Linked DNA regions of Mus musculus: all the other regions are linked to region 2. A link is a contact called in ENCODE Hi-C or POLR2A ChIA-PET data. All regions are on one chromosome and are shown on one strand. Each heading gives the region's core, a stretch centred on a gene start or an enhancer-like site at or near the end of the contact. The rest is flanking DNA. Distances are from core to core; before and after follow the strand shown.

Evidence for each region. A loop is a pair of places that touch in the nucleus more often than their neighbours do. ChIA-PET counts read pairs that join two places held with the same protein, here RNA polymerase II (POLR2A).
Region 1: a loop to region 2 is called in a map of Patski, with 3 times the contacts of the local background. The contact joins the promoter of Mcl1 here to the promoter of Mtmr11 in region 2. A Hi-C loop is called at or near these places in 1 of 37 maps with a recorded cell type or tissue (Patski). POLR2A ChIA-PET finds 5 or more read pairs at or near these places in 2 of 5 experiments (Patski and embryonic stem cell).
Region 3: a loop to region 2 is called in a map of adrenal gland, with 2.0 times the contacts of the local background. The contact joins the promoter of C920021L13Rik here to the promoter of Mtmr11 in region 2. A Hi-C loop is called at or near these places in 1 of 37 maps with a recorded cell type or tissue (adrenal gland). POLR2A ChIA-PET finds 5 or more read pairs at or near these places in 1 of 5 experiments (Patski).

What each region holds. Positions count from the first base shown.
Region 1 is chr3:95,657,462-95,660,161 of GRCm38, reverse strand. Mcl1 (myeloid cell leukemia sequence 1) reads right to left here and starts at 1,441. Exons shown (of 3, transcript NM_008562.3): 1 at 675-1,441; 2 at 154-401. The coding sequence starts at 1,305.
Region 2 is chr3:96,160,681-96,163,380 of GRCm38, reverse strand. It overlaps Mtmr11 (myotubularin related protein 11), which reads right to left and starts at 1,411. Exons shown (of 17, transcript NM_181409.3): 1 at 1,123-1,411; 2 at 662-752; 3 at 168-289. The coding sequence starts at 1,188. It overlaps Otud7b (OTU domain containing 7B), which reads right to left. Exons shown (of 12, transcript NM_001025614.1): 12 at 2,252-2,700.
Region 3 is chr3:95,870,118-95,872,817 of GRCm38, reverse strand. C920021L13Rik (RIKEN cDNA C920021L13 gene) reads right to left here and starts at 1,296. Exons shown (of 4, transcript NR_040446.1): 1 at 1,133-1,296. It overlaps Mrps21 (mitochondrial ribosomal protein S21), which reads left to right and starts at 1,304. Exons shown (of 3, transcript NM_001355759.1): 1 at 1,304-1,365; 2 at 2,203-2,324. The coding sequence starts at 2,242.

The DNA of each region.
Region 1 (2,700 bases), core at 192-2,691, 500 kb after region 2:
CTACAACGACCAACATCATGCAACAAGAGATACATAAATTAAATCTGAAACCGGAGAGAAACTTTGTAAAAACCCTCTAGGTGCCTTCTCCTTCACAAAATCCTGCACCCCATTTCCACTCCACGGTCCCTTTATATCACAAGACGAACTTACCCAGCCTCTTTGTTTGACAAGCCAGTCCCGTTTCGTCCTTACAAGAACATCTGTGATAGTTTCTGCTAATGGTTCGATGAAGCTTTCTTGGTTTACGCTCTTTAAGTGTTTGGCCACAAAGGCACCGAAAGAAATAAGAGTCACAATCCTGCCCCAGTTTGTTACGCCATCTTTGAAAACATGGACCATTACTCGAGAAAAAGATTTAACATCGCCTTCGTTTTTAATGTCCAGTTTCCGGAGCATGCCTGAGAAGAAAAGCAAGAAACCTCATGGCCTCCTTTGTCTGCAGCGGGGCACTACCCTTCTGCCCACCCACGACGAGGGGACCGTGCTCTCCCGGCTCTAGAGCAGTCAGGCAGACCCCACGCCGACAGTGACATCCCACCCTTTCCGGTCTTTGAACCCAACAGCCAGATGGGCGGAAACAATGACTCACAGCCAGAAAATTCTGGTTGCAGAGCCAGGCTCCGGCTCTTCCCTCTTCCCGCACGGCCCGGCCCGGCCCGGGCGCCGCTTACCCTGGAAGGCCGTCTCGTGGTTGCGCTGCACGCCGTCGCCCACGCGCCGCAGGGTCTCCAGCGCTCTCCGGCCCGCCGCGCCCGCCTCGCCCAGAGGCTTCGAGTCCTTGGAGCCGGTCGCCTGCTCCCGCAAGTAGCGCGAGATGATCTCCAGCGACTGGCGGTATAGGTCGTCCTCTTCCTCCTCGGGCGGCGGCGGCGTGGAGGGCAGAGAGCCGTCGGCCCCGGAGCTCTTGGCCGCCTCGCTCACGCGCTCCAGGAGGGGCAGCACGGCCGGGCGCTTGCCGATGGCCTCCGGCTCGCAGCCGTCCAGTTCCTCCTCCGGAGACACGATGGCGGCGGCGGCCGACGCGGCCATCTCCTCGGGCGGCACGGCGAGGAGGCCGGGCGACTTATGCAGCCGCCTTTCGGCCGACGCGGTGACGTCGGGGTCCTCGGCGCCCACGGGCGGCGGCCGGGCGACCACCCGCGCGCCGGGCAGCAGGGCGGCCTCCCCTCCCCCCTCGCGCCGCGCCTTGGCCTCCTCGGCCACCAGGCGCGCCCCTGCCGGAGAACCGCCGCCCGCGCCGAGGCTGGCGCCGCCGCAGTACAGGTTCAAGCCGATGACCGCGTTTCTCCGCAGGCCAAACATGGTCGGACGCCGCAGGCTGAGGGGAAGGAGCGGGGAAGGCCGCGACTCCAGACCGGAGGCAGGCGGAAGTCAGGAGTGAGGAAGGCCGTTCCCTGCCGCCGCCTTAGGGCCGTGCTGACGCAGGCGAGGACTTCCCGTAAAAGGGGAAAGGGGCGGGCGTTTCCGGAGGGCTGGCCCGGCCACTCCGCGCCTCTTCCGGCCGGAGCGCTCTCGCGGCTTCCGCGGCTACGGTTGGCGGAGCGCGGTACCTGGCCTTGGCTCGCGGACGGATTGTGCTTTTTTGTCCGGTACAACTCTCAGCCCGGCTGGCCAAGTGCTTGGCTTCCCGGGGAATGGTTCCTGCTCGGGAACGCCTGCTGATCTGTGTCGGTTTTTGAATTTCAAGCTGCCCTGGAACTCTGCATAGCCCAGGCTGGTCCTAACGTTAGGCAGTCCTGCCTTAGCCTTTCTCGTTGCACTACCTGCTGTGTTTTTATAACATACCAGTCTTAAACACTTTTTTGTTTGTGTGTATTTGTGGTTGTGTGCCTGCCTCCAGGTGGGTGCTGGGAGTTAAACCCTGGAAGAGCAAACCAGGGAGGGCATCTCCAGTCTCATACACAAAGGAATATTAACCATTGATTTGCTTAAAAGTTAGGGGGAGTCCTGCTCTGTCATTTTTCTACTGTGAGCCCTCACTCCCTGTGTTCCAAAATGACTTTCCGTTCCGGTTTTTTTTGTTTTTTGTTTTTTGTTTTTGTTTTTTTGTTTTTCGAGACAGGGTTTCTCTGTGTAGCCCTGGCTGCACTGGAACTCACTCTGTAGATCAGGCTGGCCTCAAACTCAGAAATCCTCCTGCCTCTGCCTCCCGAGTGCTGGAATTAAAGGCGTGCCCCACACTGCCTGGCCAAAATGACTTTTCATGGACAGCTATTAAGGGGTTATTTATGTGGAGCCTGTGAAAGATTCAACTGGTGAAAGGCTCCTGAAACCCAGCCCTAAAGACCTGAGTTCAATACACAGAACCCACCTAACAATGAAGGAGTGAGACCACTTTCCAGAGTTGACCTCTGGCTGCCAGAAGAGCCTAGCTCCCTACCCTATCCCCAAACAGTAAAAGTCTAAAATATGAGCCATTTATGGTGGCTAGGCCTATAGCTCAATTGGCAGAAGAGCTTGCCCAGGCCTGGGGAGGCAGAGGCAAGAGACTCAATTTAAAACTCATTTTTGGCTACATGATGAGCCTGCTGTCTAAAATGAACAAAGGATGGTTACGGGAGTAACTCAGTTGGTAGAGAATTTGCCTACCCTTGTAGAAGTCCTGGGTTGATCCCCAGCACCATATAAAACGGTGAAGATCTTTGGTGGACTGGTTAGACTTAATATCAACTTGACACAAGCTGGAATTCCATGGAC
Region 2 (2,700 bases), core at 162-2,661:
CTTCCATAGAAATAATTCTACCATTTACTGATACATTCACAAGAAAAACAGAGCATTGCTATGTAGCCTAGGTTAGCCTGGAACTCTCATGGTCTTCCATCTCAACGCCCCACCCCCCAACTGCTGGGACACCGCACCAAGCTTTTCTATTACACTAATCACCTCACCTGCTTTCGCTGCCATCCACAAGGCTGGAAGGTTACCCTAAAGTTAGTGCAGATCAGAGTTCCAGGCAGGTCTAGTCCTGGCCCTTTCCTTCGTCCTGGTGCCCATGCTAGGATATGCTCCCCTAAAAGGGAGAAAGAGAAGCAAAGGTCTAACTATCCCCAATGCTGCCCCACACTTCTATGTGGCTACTCGTCTATCCTTAGATGTAAAATTGAAGGAAAAGAATAGACTTTTTTTTTTAACTTCTAAAACCCTGCATAGAACGTGGCACATATACACTCACTGGTCTTTGGATAGTTAATAAGAAAAGTGGTAGCCGGGGTGAGAAAGCAGAATGAACAATGTCCAGGCCTTCCACAAGCTCTGAGGAAGGAGGCAGGAGAATGAGTCTCAGAAACACTTCGAGGAAAGGAATAGGGAGTATCTTTGGTGAAAACAAAAAAGGATGGGGTAGGAAGACTTTTAAAGGAATCTAGAGAGGTCATTTTATTACCTGGGAGACAACCAGAGGCCAGGCAGCTGCCAAGCTGATGACTGCTGGGCTCCGGCATCCTGTTCCCTGGGTTAGACTTCGGTCCAGAGAGCTGAGCAGGGGAGAGAGTTAATCTGGGACCCCCTAAACTCAGAATCTGGGATTTCTCCAGTAGCTGCCTTTGGAGACCCGCATTGAGTTCATTTGTTCGGGTTCTTCCCCCCCCCCCCCCCCCCCTTCTCTGCTCTGCTCTCCTCTCCTCTCAGGGAAATTGAGATCACTGACTGCGGCTGGCAGACAAGACAAGGAGGGGCTGGTTAATGGATAATGAGACAACTCGAGACTGAAAAAGGCAGACGAGCTCCATAACAGTTGATAAAACAGATACACCCTCCTCCTCTGAATCCTTTCCTTCCCCTTTAATTTCCACAGCATCCCATTCACACTCTCTTGTTAGCTACCCTCCCATTCCTTTTCCTTACCCCCATCTCTGGCTCCTCCTTCTGGGGGGCAATGTTGAAACTCTGGCCCCGGCCCCCCCACCACATTTCCCTGGCTCCATCCGGGAGTAGAGCAGCTAAGGGTGGGAGTCCTCAAAGATGCTGGCTCTTTTTGGGGAGAGGCTAAATCCTAGAGGTGGGGAGAAAGAGGCTGGGGAGGACGCAGCGGTAGCGGCATTTCGGATACCAGGAGCACAGTTCCAGGGGTCTTATTTGAAAGGTGTGTCCTGCCCAGACAGGGGAGGCTCTTTGGAAACTTCGGTGACTCTAAGAGAACAGGCAAGATGCCCAGCCCCTTAAAGGAGAATACGCAATTTTTTTTTTCAAAGTAGAAAGGAAATGGAGGAGCTTAAGAAAGATGGGAGGAATGGGGGAACTGGGGATACCCAGATTCCCTTAACCCACATCCACATTTTAGTCTCTTTCTGTTCGTGAATATTAGTGGGTGTGACGAGGGGAGCAGTAGTTAAATGAAAACATTTTGGGCTAGCTCTCTATACTTTTTCAATGAGAGATGAAACACTAGGAAACTCAGTTATTTTGGTTTCGTTTATTCATGGGTTTTGTGATTTTGTTCATTTTCAGCCTCCTCTGACAACCTAACGGGTTGAGAAGGGGACATAAAGGGAACTGAACCTTGTGTCCTTTTCTGGAGAGCGTGACAGGCCCAGGGGCAGAATGGAGTGGACGGAAATTGGTGTGTCTGGGATGCAGACACAGCACAGGTATTTTGGTGTGCAAATCTCGGCAGTGGGGCGGGAGCTAGAAAACCCAGAAAAAGATCGTGGTATATCTAAACCAGCCTTTGCGCCCGGCGAGCGCACCTCCCCACTCCCGCAGCCACCTATTCCTATGGAAAGCCCAGCCCCAGGTACATGACTCCGCCCCTCCAACCCAGTCACCAGATCTCCTAATGAATGATTCATGTTCTGGACTTTGAAAGCTAAGGACTGGAAAACTCTTTTCAGCTCCAGGATCACATTTCCCCCTCCTTCCCTGCTGAATTTAAAAAGCAAAGATGGGGCTGTAGGGCACTGAACAGAGATGCTAAGGAGGGCAGCTTGAGGGCAGCATGTTTCAACACGGAGAAGACAGGAAATGAAATACAAAATAGGTGTTAATGAGCTGCTGTTTTATTGTTTTTGAGTCTGTACAGAGGCAGCAATCCTTAGGTGGGGGCCGTGACATTCAACACTCCCTTCCCCACAGCACACATCCTTCCAGCCTCAGCTTCCAAAGTTCTCTTTGTTGGCTGCAACTGTGGAAATAGTGAACTAGCATGAGCAGAGACTGGAACAAACAGGTATGTACTTGCTAGCAAGCTGGTCTAGACGCCTGATTGTAGAAGTCCTAAAGACTGCTGGTCACCACCACCCCACCACACACCTCAATGCTTCTGGAATAAAGTATGTAGTAAGGAACAGCTTAGGAACAGGTGTGCCAAAATCCCATGACCTACTTTTCTTCTCCCCACCACTTTCCTCCGAAAGCCTCATTCTGTTCTTTAATATCTTGAGGTATGGGAACAGCAGAATATAGAGGGAATGGTCAGGACGGAGA
Region 3 (2,700 bases), core at 47-2,546, 290 kb after region 2:
CCAAGTCTACCACTATAGCCCAAGAGAGCCGTATAATATCAACAAATAAACATGGTAGTATTCCAATATTTTTATTTAGACAAAAAGTGCAGACCCCTAGTCTGAGTAACTTGTTCAAAGTCATACGTCTGCTGATGCTTAGAATCTGAAGCTAGAACTCCTTTCTAACGGATTACGTACTGTCCATAGAATTAATTTTGCACTTATTATATGCGACTGGGCCTAAAATTGTGTCTACATACTGTCAGTTGTACAAGAGACACTGGAATAGTATCAGCAGTGCTTAGCAGAGGACAGTCATTCAATTAGGTTTGCTGACAAGCACAAAGGTGTCTAGCTTCAGTTTGGGACTTTGGATTTGGCTTACTACGAGGCAGGCTTAAATTTTGTGTGAATACCTATTAACTGATAATGACCTGGCCAGATGGCCCGGTGGTTAAGAAAATTAATTGCTCTTGCAGAGAACCCAGGTTCTGTTCCCAGTACCCACATGGCAGCTCAGAGCCTCCTATTAACTCCAGTTCCAGGGCCCCAACACCTCTCCAATCCTTCTTGAGCTCCTGCACGCACGCACGCACACGGTGCACATACATACACGCAGGCACACGTACACACACACAAAATAAAAGCAAATCCCTTAAAGAAGTAACAGATGAGGGTGCATCTGTGTGTGTTGTGGGTAGGTTTTTCTGTATATGGATACTTCTAAACCCATGTAAATAACCATATATGGAGATGTGGGGATAACATACACATAGGGTTGTCCAGACGTATGGAAGAAAAAAAAATTCTACTAGATCTTACAAGGCAACAAATGGCAAAGTTGGCATTAAAACAACAATATTTTGATTTAAAATTCTGCAGGCGTTTCCCATTTGTTTCTTTTTGATTCTACTTTATTTAATGAAATGGCTTAGGTAGCTGATGCAATGGGAAACTCACAGTATGTAATTTCTTTTCTTAACTTTTAGGCAGATTAGGGGGTGTGGAGCCATTTTTTTCACCCGGTGAGCAGATCTGTCCTTTTTAAATAGAAAATATTCTCAGGACGCTTCCCATTTCCCATCCAGAAAACGAAATCGCTCAAATCTAGTAAAAGTTTAACAGGATTAGAGCTACGGATCGGGCTGACCTTCTCGCAGACCCGACGACCGCGACTCCTCCATAGGAAGGTGAGGACGCTGTTCCTTTGACTGTCAGGCGGAAAGTCCAGCGCCTGCGCTCAGCACCGAACCTTCGCAAGGTCAGACGGTAAGCGGAGCTGCAGTCGGCTGAGCCCTGCAGCGTAGCTTCCTCCCGTCGCGGGACTCCGTAGCTTCCGCTTCCGGTCCGCAGAGACCCGGAGTCCGAATTCAGAGGCCCCAGGTAGGGAGCTCGAGGGGTGTGGGGGGGTTCACTGAGCTGCAAAGCGAGTATGGCGGGAGGGCAAGATTTCGCGTGGTGCCTAGAGGCGGACGAAGAGTTCTTTCTAACTCTCAGCGGAAACCTATTTTTTGGTTTGCTTTGCTTTGCTTTTTCGAGAGTGTTTTTATGTAGCCCTGGCTGCCCTGAAACTGGCTCTGTAGACGAGGCTGGCCTCGAACTCAAGAGTTCCGCCTGCCTCTGCCTCTCAAGTGCTGGGATAAAAGGCGTGGGCCACCACTGCCCGGCAATTATCTTTTAATTATTTCTTGGTGTGACCGGGGGGTTGGGAGGGGCGAAAGTCAGGACAGCTTGCAGGAGTCTGTCCTCTCTTTCCACCGTAAGGATCCAGGGCTCTAACTCGGGTCATCAGGCTTGGTGGCAAGCGCCTTTACCTGCTAAGCCATATCACTGCGTAGTGAAAGAAATGTTGCTAACAATTTGCTTGTACTTTTTCATTAAAAAAAAAAGTTATTTATATTTTATGTGTGTGAGTGTTTTACTTGCATGTATGTCTGTGCATCACAGAGGTCAGAAGAGGGTGTTGGATTCCCTGGGACTGTATGTGTTGTGAGCCACCCTGTGGGTACTGGGAATCGAACTTGGATCCTCTTAACTACTGAGCCATCTCTCCAGACTTACTTGTACTTACTAAGATATGGAGAATTCCTCCAGCCCAGTTCTGTGGATCTCAAGCTGGTTCTGTTGCTAAATTAAATAAAAACTACCTATGGTAAGTTGTGACTCTGTTGGGCTTTGTTCTCTTACATTGAGTCTCTGGTTTCCATGCTCGATGTCCAGTCTGTAGTCCCGGAAGAATGAAGATTTAAATACGAGGCCATGGCTAAACATCTGAAGTTCATTGCCAGGACAGTGATGGTTCAGGAGGGGAACGTGGAAGGTGCCTACCGGACCCTGAACAGGTAAAATGAGTCGAGTCTTGCCTGGACCAGCCGTGGGAAATGTGAGGTGATCCTGCACCCAGCCTACCACCTCATAAAGCCTACCACTGGTGCCAGCTCTGTGTAGGCTCTGAATACCACCACCTCCACCTCCTCCTTTTTTCCTCCTCCTCCTCCTCTTTCTTCTTCCTCCTCTTCTTCTTTTAAATTTATTTATTGTGCATACAGTGTTCTACCTGCATGTATGCCTGCATATCAGAAGAGGGCACCAGATCTCAGTACAGATGGTTGTGAGTCACCATGTGGTAGCTGGGAATTGAACTCAAGGCCTCTGGAAGAGCAGCCAGTGCTCTTAACTACTGAGTCATCTCTCCAGCCCCTCTGGACACTTCTTATC